2 separate regions of the Homo sapiens genome follow, and region 2 is linked to region 1. The links are chromatin loops, found by intact Hi-C in ENCODE. Cell type or tissue: GM12878. All regions are shown on one strand.

Evidence for each region. A loop is a pair of places that touch in the nucleus more often than their neighbours do. Peaks named below come from ENCODE experiments on the same cell type or tissue, not always from the same donor. Only the 100,000 strongest peaks of a DNase experiment are listed, where the experiment ranks them.
Region 2: it touches region 1 in a loop (2.0-fold over the local background); 2 of 110 quality-filtered maps call a loop at or near these places.

Annotation. Positions count from the first base shown.
Region 1 is chr12:63,301,071-63,309,070 of GRCh38, reverse strand. The region is part of intron 1 of LINC03056 (long intergenic non-protein coding RNA 3056); the gene reads left to right. Among named protein-coding and RNA genes, the nearest start is that of LINC03056, 69 kb to the left of the region's middle. In GM12878, no CTCF peak of the experiment used is centred here; DNase peaks (open chromatin) are centred at 4,098 and 6,580.
Region 2 is chr12:63,393,683-63,401,682 of GRCh38, reverse strand. No RefSeq gene overlaps it. Among named protein-coding and RNA genes, the nearest start is that of LINC03056, 24 kb to the right of the region's middle. In GM12878, no CTCF peak of the experiment used is centred here; no DNase peak of the experiment used is centred here.

The sequences.
Region 1 (8,000 bases):
ATCTAGGCTTTTTTTTTTTCTTTTGCAACTAAAATATATCTAAAGTCCCTAAGGATTTAGATTCCCTTCCCTCTGGAGAATCAATGAGTCAGAGGCAAGAGAGCAAATGAGGCTGTGATTAAATGTGAAAAATAGATGTTTGAGGCTAAGGGCACCCTGGTGGAGAGTGACACTGTTGATCTTGTGGGACTCATAAGAAATTCTGAATAAACTCAGCCGTGACCCGAGCCTTTTTAAGGTTCAAAAATCAAGGGCTAATTTTGCGTGTTCTTGTTGATTTTTCACATGGCTCCACAGTGCCTGCTTCCAGCTGGAACTGGACATGGAAATACTTAAACTGAAATAACATTGGGAAAGGAGCCCCTGTGAGGTTTCTGATCAAGTAAGAATGAAGAGAAACTAAAAGTCTCAGGAGACAACCACATTTATTATTTTTATCTTTTCTTCTACCTCATCCTAAGAAAGTTTTGGGGCAGATAAAGATCTGTATATAAAAGAGAATTTGCAAGACATATCAGCCTTAGATCATTTTTGGAAATCTAGATTTTAAGGAGGCTTACAATAAAGCAAGTGTGTTTGCTGGTGAATTGTTCAAAAAATCATTCTTTCTAACAATTTTGACATTACTGGAGGCTGCCATCTTTTTGAGCTATTTTTTTCTCAATTTCCAACAAATGAATTAAGTAAACATTTTTAGAAGTAGTAGTCTCCTAGTTCTAGTCAGATTATATTTCTAGTTTCTCTCCAAAAGCAACTTATTTTTTTCACAGAGTCTACTAAAATTTCTAAGTAGCATAATACATAGAAGTCAAAATTTAAAAACTGATTTTACAAGAGCCGGATTAGACTTTTATATCCTGTGTGCCCATGTATTACACCCAATAGCCAGTGATATCTTTAAAATATAGCTGCATCGGCAAGATGGGTGAATCAGTCTGTAGGCATAAGAACTCCAAGTTTTAACAGGAGCAACAGAAGCAAAGAAAGCAGATCTGGGCATTGGACCGTCTCTTTGCTTCTGCTCTTACCTGGCAGAAACGGTCCCTTCAGCTACTTCTCCACAGCCCCTAGTAACACGAGAAATGACAGGAGGGTCGCTTCCCCAGCGGGAAGTCTAACTTGAATTGGAATCAATTTTGTCTCTGGATAAAGGATGTATGGCAGAGCTAAACTGCGCATTTTGCTTATTGTCATGCTGTGCTGTTTATTGAATATAAAACCAATTGACTACATTTTTACATCTTGTAGCAAAAATGTACTTTGAAATTTTAGCTTTTAAGGGAAGAAATAGGAAGAGAAGAATGCTTCCAGGATTCCCAACAAAAAGAAAACTCCTAAATCTTAGCTAAGGTGGGGAATGATTTTTCATACCTTTGTTTTCCTAGTAGTAAATTAACCAAAAACACTTTATAAACAATCTCAAGTAAACAAATGAAATATTTTTTCTTTCCTACCCCCTAGCTTTACTGAGGTATAATTGACAAATTAAAATTGCATACATTAAAGGTGTATAACGTGATGTTTTGATATATGTATACATTGTAAAATAATTACATCAAGTTAATTAACATATCCATCACCACGTATAGTTACCGTTTGTGTGTGTGGGTAGTAAGAACACTTGAGACCTACTCTTTTAGCAAATTACCCATATACAACACATTACTATTAATTTTTACCATACTATACATTAAGTCTCCAGAACTAATCATCTTACAACTACAGGTTTGTACCCTTTGGTCAATATTCCACCCCTTCACCCCCATCCTCTGGTAACCACCTTTCTACTTCAGAATAGTCTTCCTTGAATGTTTTGAAGTTGAACTGCTATAGCATATCGAGTTCCTCATGGGCAACCACTGTATCTTATTCATCTTTGTGTTATTGTATGTAGTTTTTAAAAAAATTCTTCAGAGCCTGACATGATGCCTGGCACATAGGAGAGGCTCCATAATGTTTATTTCATTTGCTCAGTTTAGTCTAATGGTGTATAGAATTCTAGAGTTCTAGGCTCACGTTTCAAGCATGAACAGCTTTCGGCAAAATTCTTAAATGGGAAAAATGTGCCTCCAGAATCTGTCAACTTTCCCTCTCATTGTGAACACAGATGCCAGTGTAATTTTGCCATTTTCTGCTGTGACATTGTCCCCTGGATTTTTTCTCATGATTAAACTATTTCTTGATTAAAAAAGAAAAGTAAGAACAGGTGATGGTGATACAATGTGGGAGACTTCTAGATAACCTATTTGCTTTGAGCCCCTGGGGATGATACCCGTGATAATGAGTAAAATATTTTAGGGTGTAGTACCCTTGCAAAACCTCTCAAATCATGAATCACACCAAGGAAGTAGCAGCCTTGGTTTCAGTCTTAGTTTTAAGAACTGGAGAGGAAGCAACATAATACAGTATTCCCATGAGACAGCAAAGCCTTTCTCCTCATTTTGCAGATGGGAAAATTGAAAAACAGCATAAGTGACTGCTCAATTTGACATGAATGAGGGGTAGAGCTGGAAACAACAACAAAGGACTGCACTTGGTTTTCTGTCACATTAAACCTTTATTTATCCAAAGATTTATAAGTTACTTTGTTTTACAACTCTAATCTCTATTTTTTAAGAAAATGGCAATTATATTTCCCCAGACTGTGATTAACAAATGTAATAATAAACATATAAATCCTTCCCATGGGATCCTGGTATATTGTTTTCTGGGTCAGCATGTTTTGTGCTCATAAAGTTTAATAAAACTTTGAAATGCTATTTTGAAATAATTCAAATACACTGCCAATTTTTCCTTTTTTGTGGGAATTTGTGTTTGATATGTACTAAATTTGGATGAAGTAGTTTTTCTTCCTTCATGTCTGTCATTGCAGCTAGAAGTTGAACATTGGATAATAAAATTTTTTATTTGGCCGGGCGCAGTGGCTCATGCCTGTAATCCCAGCATTTTGGGAGGCCGAGGCGGGCAGATCATGAGGTCGCAAGGTCAGGAGATCAAGACCCTCCTGGCTAACACAGTGAAACCGCGTCTCTACTAAAAATACAAAAAATTAGCTGGGCGTGGTGGCGGGCGCCTGTAGTCCCAGCTACTTGGGAGGCTGAGACAGGAGAATGGCGTGAACCTGGGAGGCAGAGGTTGCGGTGAGCCGAGATCACTGCACTCCAGCCCAGGCAACACAGTGAGACTCTGTCTCAAAAAAAAAAGAAAAAAAGAAAAGAAAAAATTTGTGTGACAGTGGCATTAATAAAATATTTATATAGGAAGACTTCTTGACTTTTAAAAGCTATTTCAAGGGTATATTTTTGTAACAAACTGAAATTTTTGTTAAATTATTTTTGAACAACTTTAATGTTCTAGCTCTTGCCTCAAAAGCACAAAGTAGAGCAATGAAACTATTTTTAAGTCTTCAACTTTGGAGGGCAAACTATCTTATTAATCAGGTTTTAGCAAATTTACTTAATAAAACTTATGCAGAAGTATGATTTAATTTTTTTCCATAACAAGGGCATAGCAATATTCTAATCATTTTGAGCCGTGAAATAGAACACAGAGTAAAAATCCTCTAGTCTATCCTATGTGGCAGTGGCAATTGTTTGTGGTATATGTTGCATATACACCCTAATTGCTTATGGTGTAGAGACATAAAAGAATATGTTTTGAGATCTGCACTAATAAGAAAAATGTCTGGGTCATCTTTAGCACTCTTTATTCATGACTCTATTTGCATGCCCTAATCATACACAATGAATCAGTAGTTTCGGCTGCTTAATGAACAAAAATTCAGAACAGAGAAGATAGCTTTCTCCAGTTGTGTCATCAGCTAGCAATTCCAAGGTCCCCGACAATTTCCTTAACACACACAACCCCCAGTAATTATAGCACATTTTCTAATAGATAACTTCTCAAACAAATTCTCAATTACGTAGGGGGTAAATCCATGCCTGAAGACTGCTTCATCACTGAGATTGGCTGTTTTATGCCCCCAAGCAGTGGCTGACACTTCCCTTTCACACAGTGTTCGGAACTCTTGGAGTGCATGAGACATCTGGGAAATTAGAGCTATGATAGGCTACCTGAGTCATGTTGGAGTCCTGCTCAACTGGAGAACACAGAAACGCATTGGTGTTTGTGGCTTTGTTCATATGTATGGGGGATTTTTGAATCTCATCTTACTTCCCATAACCTATTAATAATTGTCTTTATTTTGGCTTTTCAGACAAGAGAAAGATTTTTAACCTTTTCCCCTTAGCCTACGTACTTTGTTGTTGTTGCTGTTTGAGGCAGGGTCTTGCCCTGTTGCTCAGGCTGGACTGCAGCCGTGCAATCATAGCTCACTGAAGCCTCAAACTCCTGGGCTCAAACTATCCTCTTGCTTCAACCTCCTGAGTAGTTAGGACTACAAGTATGTGCCACTATGCCCATATAATTAAAAACAAAATTTTTTTTTGGAACAGGGTCTTGCTATGTTGCCCAGGCTGGTCTTGAACTCCTGGCTTTGAGCAATCCTCCTACCCCAGCCTCCCAAAGTCCTAGGATTACAGGCCTGAGCCACTGTGTCTGGCCAGCCTACATACATTCTTAAGCGTCCCCTTTCCCTAAAAATATGCATCTACTCCAAAATAAAATTTATAATTATTCTAATCAGTTTACTGCTTATTTCATAATTTTCTCAAACTATGTGACTAGAAAATTTTGACACTCAAGCTTAGTGAAATTATAAAAACTAGGTGTTGTTAATTCTCTAAGGATGATGTACCAAAGGGAGAGTTAGAAATAAGCATTTACAGCAATTACCAAACTAAAAGGCCAAATAAAAAATAGATAGCTTTTAGTTATTCAAATAACAATAATTATTATAATAATCCACGTTACTTTGCTCCTTGAAAATACAAACTCTACCTATTGTAACAATTTTGATCCCTTGAGCATATTGCTTGGCTTTTAATACATTTTATTCAAATATAACAAAAAGTCCTCCGTAATTAAACTGCAATATTTTTGTTGAAGTCAAATTACTATCATTGTGAACATATGCTATATGTATTTAGTAAAACAAACCAAAGGAAAAAAAAAGGGTTCAAAAATTCAGAATATATCAGAGAGATTCGAATATAATGGTTTATTGATGTACTTTAACATAAGCATGGGCATTTGAATGAAGTGCAGGTTCAATAAAATACACTTAAAAGGATTATGATCAGATAACTCAGGCTTTGGGAAATAGCACCTCTCAAAATAGCATAGAACCATGAGAAGAATTTACCCCTAGAGCTCAAAGTAGAGCTTCTCCTGTAGGGAATTGATGGTTCCATAATTACTGTCCTGAGAAGAAGTTAATTTTGGGTAGGAAATACCTTTAGGAAGCCTGCCTGAGGACAGAATGGGAAAACAAAATTTTTCTCTCCCTAGGGCAGAAGTAATTTGTCCCAGACTAAAAGCCTAAAGTAGTATGCATTGCTTTTGTGAAGTGGGGTGATTGATTATGATAACAAATATTTATAGAACACTCAACATGAATGAAGCATCGTTTTACGTGAATTAAGTCATTTAATTCTCACAACAATATAAAGGTGGTACTATTATTAGCACCCTCATTTTAGATGAGGAACAGAGAAGCAAAATACATTTCTCAAGGTTGCACAGATAATAAGTGGTGGCAGCAGAGTCAAACCCGGCAGTCCAGCTCTGCAGACGTGCACATCACAACCACATGAAACCTCCCACCCTTGAGATGGGCTTGGCATATGCATAAGGATTAGGTCAGGCTGAAAATAGCCATAACCAGTAGGCCAATGAGCATGAGTTAAGACATAATCAAAATACAGTGTTGTTTTTATTGTTTTTGTCTTTCATTCTTTTTTTAAATTTTATTCAGTAGAAATAATCTTTCCTTAACTCTGGATGAAAACTTGACAAGTTGATGATGTTTTCATTCCCTCTAAGATAACAGAGAGCCCTACAGGGAGAATACAGTGAAAACATTGTCTTCATTTGGAAAGTAGAATGTTCTGTTTGAGATAGAGATGAAAACTCTGAACTTGATTTAGTTTCAGTCCTTCTTCCCTGCTGCCTGGGAGGAAGTCTACAGTGTGAAGGGGTCAGTGGTGAGGTTGATTTGTCTGCCCCTCCCTCTGCTTTTCCCAGACTGTCCTGTGGGCAGTGGAAGAGAATGGGGCAGGAAAGGTGTCACTTGAACTGGCGGCACCCTAAGCACCTTTTTGATCTGTACTTGGTAGAATTCAAAGATTGTTATTTCTCATGTGGGTAATTTTTGTGGCTCCAACCGCCTGCAGGTCCCTTTCGCTAGAATAATGTATCTATGTTCTGATGGTCACTTGAAAGCCCCTAGGCAACCTCCTCCAGTCTCTCGTTGCTGGGGTCCCTCTGCTTCCCCACATGACCTTAGTGGAGCGGGTCTGTTACTGAACCAAACTGGGTCCGTTTTGCCTGCATTTAAGGGAAAACCAAACACAGAAGCACTAGGTTTTTGCAGTGTGGAAAGTTTATTGTGAGTCAGAGAGGAAATGCTCAAATCTGTCTCCCTGAGCTGTGGTGGTTGTGGTAGGTTTTATAGTCAGAAGACAATGAGGTGTGATCTGGTGTGTGACCAGATGTGAAAAGTGTGACCCTTTCAGCTCCCTCAAAGCAGTTCACCAGCTTCTCTAACCCTCTAGTGTCCTAGGCAGGAGGGATTCCCTGGTCGACTACCCCCAACTCCATGGGTAATGGGCTCCCTGAGCAGCAGTGTGAGGTCCTCCTTCCTCCTCACTGATAATTAAGCTGGTGGAGGGGGTGAGGCTCACAGCACAGCTCTCTGCCAAGGTCTCCTCACAAGATCCTTTATTCTCTACTCTCTCAACTCTTTTGCATCCTCATATTGGGAGAGGGGTTCAAGAGTTGTTGAATACATTTGGGAGCATCTCCTTTGCCATCCTGAATACCTACTAGCAACCCACTGGAATTTCACCTGCATATCACAGCATGACAAAGTTTACTTCCATTTTCACAACTTTTTTTTTCATTTTGGAATCAGGACTCCACTCTTGAGTCTCAGCTCATGGTCCACACTGATGCTAATTTCCTGTCTATAAAAAATATTCTTTTGCTTCTTGTCAGGACCAATGTAAATTTATCAATCCCTTTCAAAAAGGGAGTTTTGAATTGATTCTTAAATGGATGTAATCTAGGTTGTGTTTTCTAAGATCAAAATACATACCAAAGTAACAGTTTTTATTGTCCTGAACAAACATTTTTGAAGGGTGATTACAAAGTAGTTTTTAGAAATGTAACATTCCAAGTAAAGAGGCATTTCTTAAAATAGTGTATCAGAGGGGTTGGAAAGTTTAGTGATTTAGTGCTGTTTATGAAAGTCACACAATGCTTGAGTACATTTACATTTGTAGAAAAAAGCTTTCTTATCTATTAATCCAATTCTTCTTAGAACTTTTATAGGATCTGAATACTTGCTATGAGGGAACAGTATGTATTCAAAGAGCATGGACTTTGAATTCCAACTCTAGTACTAACACCAAATGCCTGTGGCTTTGCACAAGTGACTTCACTCTGAAGAAGCCAGAGGGCACAAATCTGAAGAACTTGTGTCAGAATACCTGAGGAAGTTACTCCTGAGCACACCCTCAAAAATTCATAAACAGCTGGAGAATATTGTGATGCAGATGAACCAGGTGGGGACTTAGTAACATTCACCACAAGAAGTGATTGTACTAATAACAACAACAATAAATGATGTATTCATACATTTAATTACTTCTTTTATTCAATAACAATTTATTGAACACCTACTATGTGTTAGGTACTGAAGATCTAGTGATAAATAAGGCAAGCAAATTTTATAGACCTTACATTTTAGTAAAAAGTGGCATAGAGTAAATAAATGAAAAGAGAATTTCAGAAAGTGATGAGTTGTGAAATAAATAGAATAGGACAAACTTATAAAGCATGATGGGTAGGGGTGGTGCTATTTTATTTGTTTTAGGGAA
Region 2 (8,000 bases), 93 kb before region 1:
TGTTTAATGGGTATGGTTATTAATTTCCTTGTTAAAATCAGAAGAATGTTTTACCTGCTCACCCTCATTCCCATAATCTCCTCTATTTGCTTACTACACAATCCTTTTCTCTTCAAACCTGAAAACTTCTCCTGGTTCCCTGCAACACTCAGGGAGCCAGTGGTTCCCGTAGATAGATTTCCTGTGGATAGAGTTCATGTTATTTGGTATGACATAGATCATGGTGAAATGATGGCTATAAGGAGGAATGGTTGCACTTTAAACATTCCCTGAGGTGCCCTCTTTTCAGGGTACCTCTATTGTCAGGCTCGCATCAAATATGATGTTGTCATGCCAAGTGTCAGGTTCCAGCCCAAGCTGAGGTCTGAGAGAAGAGGGTGGATGGGTAGTGGGTAGCTGAAAGAACACTTGGGGGGGCGTAGGCAGATGAAATATGGTTTTATTGTGCTCTTTCTCTCTCTCCATCTACCTTTGTCTTGGCTGCCCACTCTAGCTGTAGCCCCTCTCAGCACCTGGCTCTGTGGCTCCTGCTTCTCCCACATCTGTACTGTACTCCCTGGTGTACTTGCTGGTTCCTGGATCCCCCCTGTCTGCCTGCAAGGCAGCCGGCTCTCCCTGACAGGGTCAGCAGCTTTACTCACTCTCTCTGGGTGTGAGCCCCATGCACAGTATCAGCAGGACAGTTATACCATTTACAGACAATAGTGGCTCAGAGCCAAGTATGAGCTTACATAAATAGGTTTTGTAATGAACAGAGTTGTGCACCTGCACTGCAAACTCACTGAGTCATGTTTAAATGGATGTTTACTTTGGCCTGTTCTTGACCCACAGCACATCCATTTTCCTTACACTCCACCCACTAGGCCGAGGGAGACATAGGCCTTGGATCCACAGGTCTGACATATAGGCCTGATACATAGGTTTTGAGCATACAGGCCCAACACACGCTTGACACATAAGCCTGAGACATAGGCTCTGGGCATACAGGCCCTGGACACACAGGTCCAATACACAGGCTTTATACATAGGCTCTAGGCACACAGGCCTGAAACATACATAAGCCTCTGGGCACACAGGCCCAACACACAAGCTTGACACATAAGCCTGATACATAAGTCTGGGCACGCAGACCTGATACACAGGCTTGGCACACAGGCCCCAGACACACAGGTCTGACACATAGGCCTTATACATAGGCTCTGAGCACACAGGCCTCGGACACACAGGCCTGACACATAGGCTTTATACATAAGCTCTAGGCACACAGACTTGACATATACATTAGCCTCTGGGCACACAGGCCCAACACACAAGCTTGACACATAAGCCTGCTACATAAATCTGGTCACACAGGCCTGATACACAGGCTTGGCACACAGGCCCTGGACACACAGTTCTGACATATAGGCTTTACGTTCTAACCCCTAGGCTGAGGGAGTTCTTCTAGTGGGGACACATGCTCACAGGGCAGAACCCTGGACGCAGAGGCCAGTGCGGTAATACAGGAAGCAACAACTCCAGGTTATGGCAGGCAACAAGCCCATGGTGATGTTACCCCAGGGTTGCTTTATACTTTGGGGTGTCTGTGGTGGGGGTACCACATGCTCTCCTACTAACCAGCCCCATCCATCACGGAAGCTATGGGTCAGCCAGGGGACAGGTAACATTACCATTTGTCTCCATACCTGATTGGAGAAGGTTATCCTTGGTGTGTATCTGTAACTGAAAGGGGGTGGTGGCCTGGTGCAACAGTGCTTTCCCCAGGGCCAGCTACCTTTCCGTGGCAGCTTATTTAAGGTTTGGAGCACCAGGTCCAACCTTGAAATACAGCCCTACTTGGACTGGTGGCCAACTAGCCAATTCTGTAACTTCCAGGTAGTTAACCCCAAGGTTAAGCCTTGATAAACTGCCCAGCTATTGGTGCAGATTACCATAGGTGTCACCTCCTTGGTGTTGGGGAAAAGCTGAGTGTTGGGGAAAGAGCTGAGGCAGGGCTTGCATGTCTGACATAATGTAAAAGAGTCTTGGAACATATCCGGGGTCCAGGGTCTAAAACCCCTCATGGTTTTTGGAACACCAAGCTCTGTGCCAAAGGGTGGAAGGCTGCCCTGCCGCACCACAATCTAAGCCCAGGGTATAAAACCCCTCATGGCTTGGATGGAATCCAGGGCTCAGGGCATAAACCACCCCCCACCCCCCCACCCTTGTGGCCTCTGGAATGTGTCTAGACTTGCTGGCTCCTTGCTTCTAGCATTCCCAGGCTCCTAGAACGATTGTATCCTAAACTAGAAGAACATGTTTCCTGTCATCTCAAGTAGCAGAACGTGTTCCATATGCTTCAAAGAAAATGCTAAACTGTCACAGCTATAAGTCACGCGTTGATGCACCGCTACCTTTCAACCCCCACATCCTCACCACCTGTTTCTTTGTTTGATCACCAATAAATAGTGCAGGCTTCCAGAGCTCAGGGCCTTTGCAGCCTCCATACTAGTGTTGGCCCCCTGGTCCCACTTTCACTCTTGTCTTTTCTCATTCCTTTGACTCTGCCAGACTTCGTAGCCTCCAAGGCCTAGTGTTGGGTCTGATCACCCCAACACTTGGTGATCACCACCCATATTGCTCTAAGTTCATCCAATTGGCTACTTTGTCCACATCCAGTTTCAAACCATATGGTGTCAGTACTAGGTTGGACTGCGACAGTGGTCCAGGCAGCACTAGCACCTCAGCTAGACCCATTTGTATACCATGCCATGTTAGGAATTGAGGATACCCTTCCTTAAATGGTGATGGCTCAGGGTCTAGGGGTGTCTCAGGCCCCTTGGCCTTATCTTGCATTAGGACTACAGGTCCCAAGACCTCTTGCAGCTCTGCTGCTAAGGGACTTGGACTGAGTGTACTCTGCTGCTCTAAGTAGGTGCCCCACTTTGCTAAAGTGGATGTCTGCACTGTCCCAGTCTTGGGGATCATTATCCATGAGCACACCCATCCTGCTATCTGGTAAGTCATCCACATGACAGCCGTAGCCCATGCTGTCACGCTCTCATGAGCCTGAAGGGCAGCATATACAGCTGCTAGCTCTTTCTCTATCAAGATATACTAGAGCTCAGCTCCCTTCTGTAGTTGGGACCAAAAGCCTACTTGCATTCTAAAGTGCTCTGTGTGCTGCCAGAGGCCCCAGCCAAAACCGTCTTGGTCACATGCCCATCCAATTCAAATGGGTGCCCCTGGTCAACTACCCATAGGGCTTGTGCCTGCTGAATAGCCCACTTGCTGCCAGGAAGGTGGTCTTTGCTGCATCATCCCAATCCCAGGCAAGAGGGGTGTTGCTGCTTCTAAATCTGCAAGAGAATCAGAGGTTAATATAACGTCATCAACAAGACCATGATGTATGGTGGGGCTATGTGCACATAGCCCTGCAACAACACTGTGAAAGTCCATTGTCGCCCTCCCATGAAGGCAAACTGTTCCTGGCTCTCTTGAAAAGAATGCATTAGCCAAGTCCATCACATAATGGTACTGTCCCAGTTCTGTCAAGCGGTCCGTCAAGTCTGTGATAGACATCACAGTGCCAAGCTGTGTAAAATATCCACCCCTAGAATGTATTCAGGTATGGGAGATACATACACAGTGTATAAGCAGGGAGCCAAGCAGCCAGTGCCAAGGTGAAAAGATACAAGTTTCACTTTCACTGACTGGCCTTCACAGCTGTTTATATATGCAGCCTCACCAGCACCCACTGTACATTTGTGGGGGACCAGCGGATTGCCAATTCCACATGTGGCCTCTGATCATCCAGTGTTCCCCCAAGCCAGACACCTCAGCCAGTCCCTAAACAAACAGAAAAGGCTTTATACCCCCGCCTGGCTACAGCAAATGTCTTTGAGCTGAAGTACCTGGGTGCCATTTATCCATTCCCCTGATGCTGGGTCACCCCAAATGTTTCTTTTCTCTATTTTTTTAAATGAACAATGCTTCTATGAATATTCTCCTATGTGCTTTCTGGTATAGATGTGCATGAATTTCTCTGGTTTAGGAATGGCATTACTGAATTGTAGGATATGCACAAGGATCTAGAACTAGCAATACTATTTGACCCAGCAATCCCATTACTGGGTATATACCCAAAGGATTATAAATCATTCTGCTGTAAAGACACATGCACACGTATGTTTATTGCAGCACTGTTCACAATAGCAGAGACTTGGAATCAACCCAAATGCCCATCAATGATAGACTGGAAAAACAAAATGTGGCACATATACACCATGGACTGCTATGCAGCCATAAAAAGGATGAGTTCATGTCCTTTGCAGGGACATGGATGAAGCTGGAAACCATCATTCTCAGCAAACTAACACAGGAACAGAAAACCAAACACTGCATGTTCTCACTTATAAGTGGGAGCTGAACAACGAGAGCTCATGGACACAGGGAGGGCCACATCACACACTGGGGCCTGTCAGGGGGTGCGGGGCTAGAGGAATAGCATTAGGAGAAATACCTAATGTAGACAAGGGGTTGATGGGTGCAGCAAACCACCATGGCACGTGTATACCTATGTAACAAACCTGCACTTTCTGTATATGTATCCCAGAACATAAAGTATATATATAAAAAAAAGTTGCTTAAAAAAAAAAAAGAACATAATGAACTCTAAAATATTTCTCAGGGCTAGCCCTATATTTATATATGTGTACTCTCATGATATACTATATAAGATTTACCATTAAATTTTCAAGACCTCTCTATAAGTAGTTTTTTATATGTTTTCTAGCCCATTAAATCGAAATAAAATGTTGTCTTATTAACTTATCAGTTTGAAATAAAATGATAAGTCCTACAACCAGAGGTATAATAATATTAGGATAAAAATAAGCCAACAGTATGTAATTACACTGGTATTTTGAAATCATATTGGTATTTTTTAAACAGCTAGAAAACTATGGTCCTGAATTTAAAAATTATCCCAGTGCTGTCGTCTGAATCTGTCCCCCATATGTTGGAACTTAAACCCCAGTGTGATAGTATTAAGAGGTAGGATCCTTGAGAATTCCATACCCTAGCATTTTTAGTGACTGAAATAACGAAAATTCAGATTAGGCCCTTGCCTGCTTGCACATGTTAATTACTTGCTTGTTCCCACAACATAATTATAAATTGCTTATGTACTACTGTTTCTTTGTCAAGTATGGGGAGATAACTTCAAGGCCATTGAAAATTTTGCAGAAAGGAATGAATGCTTTTAAGACATTGCAACCAGCTGATGATGCCCAGAAGTCTGGTTGCTCAAGTTGTTATCTGAGACTGAAGAAACACAGATTTTCCCCTCTGTTACCTGAAACTCCCCCTCTGTTACTTGCTAACCACATAAAAACTCCCTGCTTCATCTCTTTGTTCAAATGGATCTGAGAGATTTTGCCCTCTTGCCTCCTCACTTGGGCCGAATCGAATACATTTTTCTCTATCACTAAGCATCTCCAAGTTTTGATTGGAGTTTGATTCCAAGTTTGGTTTGATTTCAGCTGCGCATGAGGTACAGGAGCCTGAATTTGGGGTTCTGCAACAGGGCCCTTAGGACGTGATTAATCGGTCTTGTCTACCTTTAGAATAGGCTTAGTGTTCTTATAAAAGGGCTAAAGGGAACCAGCTAGGCCCCTTCTGTCCCTTTTGCCCTTCTGCCTTCCGCCATGTGAGGATGCAGCAACAAGGCACACCTGTTGGAAGCAGAGACTAGCCCTCACCAGATGCTGAACCTGCTGGTGCCTTAATCTTGAACTTTCAGCCTCCGGAACTGTGAGAAATAAATTTCTGTTCTTTATAAATTATCCAGTCTTGGGTATTTTGTTACAGCAACATGAACGAAGACACCTAGACATGAAAAATCCCAATATAGGCTTTCTCTTTATTTTTCTATCATAATTTATTATAAAGTATTACATTTAGCCTATGAAGCTGTAAAGATATTGTTGATTCTTTGTGGAATTTATAATCTTAGAGGGAAGAGATATCATTATAATGTGGGGTAGAAAATTATATATACCTCAAGTGTTTAGAGATAAGATGCTCTTGGAATTCAGACTGGGTAGAAACATTTCTTGTTAGAAGGATGGGGTGAGTGTGCCCTAAAGTCACTTATAGGAGGAAGTTTGGTGCATCAACCGGGGTTAATCTAAGACAAAGAGCTAACTGACTATGGAATATCAGGGAAAAAGTCACTGTAGTTCCTATTCCTTTCAGTCAACCAATGCAAATGTTGATTAAGGACCACCCTGTCTAATCTTTTAAAAACCTTTGGGAGAGGAGGTTAAAAAAAAAAAAAGAGACAAGAAAATGTGTGGGCCGACCATGGAATGCAAGCACATAGGAACAGAGCATGCTGAGGAACTAGACAAAACTCCAACTTCGCAGGTGAATGTCCTGAGAAAGTTCCCAGGTTTATGACTTCACGGAACACCAAACAGAAGTCTAAGAATTTTAAACGTAGTTCATGCACAATCACAGTAAATTGTTCTGCAAGTGGATGTTGTAATAACACTCTGGCTACAGACTATTATTATTAACAAATATTTCATTTGATTAAGTGACTTTTTGAAGGGCTCTAAAGAAGTTGGCAACAGAGCTAAAATTAGAAAGAACTGAAACTCTTGCTTCTTAGTCCTGTGTTTAAACTTACATTAAATCATAAGGTTTCTTTGCAAATAGTAGTACTCATGAAGTTGAATTATTTTTTTAAATTTTAAAACAAGCCAGCTTAGATAGATATTCTCAGACCATAATAATAACATCTATTATCTACTCAACACCTACTTTGCTCCAGGTATTATTAAGTACTATATAAATTCTATTTCTAACTCTTACAACAGTGCAAATTAGATATTCAAGTCCACATATTCTCAGATGAGAAAATGGAAGATTGAAGTTTTTGTCTAGCATCACATGGCTGGCAAACCAGAATTTGTGCCCAAATATGCTACACTATAATTTTGTTACTACATTGATCAAAACGTATGTACTGAGATCCTAGTATGTTGAAAGCACTTGAAAAGTCACACACATACTAGCAAACTCTTCATTGCAATTCAAGCACTGCTTACTCTTTGGCTTAGAATTTTATCTATTGGGTGTAGACTCTACAAACCCAGGGCTGTGCCATCTACCTGGATGGACTCATATGTGCACTGGCTTCCAATATGGCCTAGCCTTTCCTCTCTGTATTCCAAGCAACGAAAAGAGAGCAGTGTTTTTTCATGTTATTATCATCCGTAACACATAGACGGTGCCTACTGGTATTAATTGAAGAACTAACACTGTGTGTCTGCCAAATGTCAATATTGTTCCAAGTACTTTTGGCATGTAATCTTTACAAGAACTTTACATAGATATTAATATTACTCACTCCTCCCGCTTTTTTTTTTCTTTTTTTGAGCTGGAGTCTTGTTCTGTCGCCCACGCCAGAGTGCAGTGGCACGATCTCCACTCGCTGCAACCTCCGCCTCCCGGGTTCAAGTGATTCTCCTGCTTCAGCCTCCTGAATAGCTGGGACTACAGGCACTTGCCACCACGCCTGGCTAATTTTTTGTATTTTTAGTGGAGACAGGGTTTCACCGTGTTAGCCAGGCTGGTCTTGATCTCTTGACATCTTGATCCGCCTGCCTCCTGACCTGTAATCCCGAAGTGCTGGGATCACAGGCGTGAGCACCCGGCCACTTTCCCCCGCTTTTAAATGAGGATATTGAATTACAGAGAGGTCAAGTAACTGGACTAAGATCTTACATTGATAAGTAGAGTAGCATCTGAATCCAGTAGTCTGATTCTAAAGATTGGGCAATGATTTACTCTGCTCTACTTCTCTTAGTGAAAGGAAGCTGGGAGAAGGTGATGTAATTTTCCTAAGATACATCATTATTAAGAGGACCAGATGTATCTTACCCTGACATTTCAATAGCTGATGCACACAAAATTTTTCCTTCCCTTCCCTTTCCCTATCTTCTCTTCTTCCT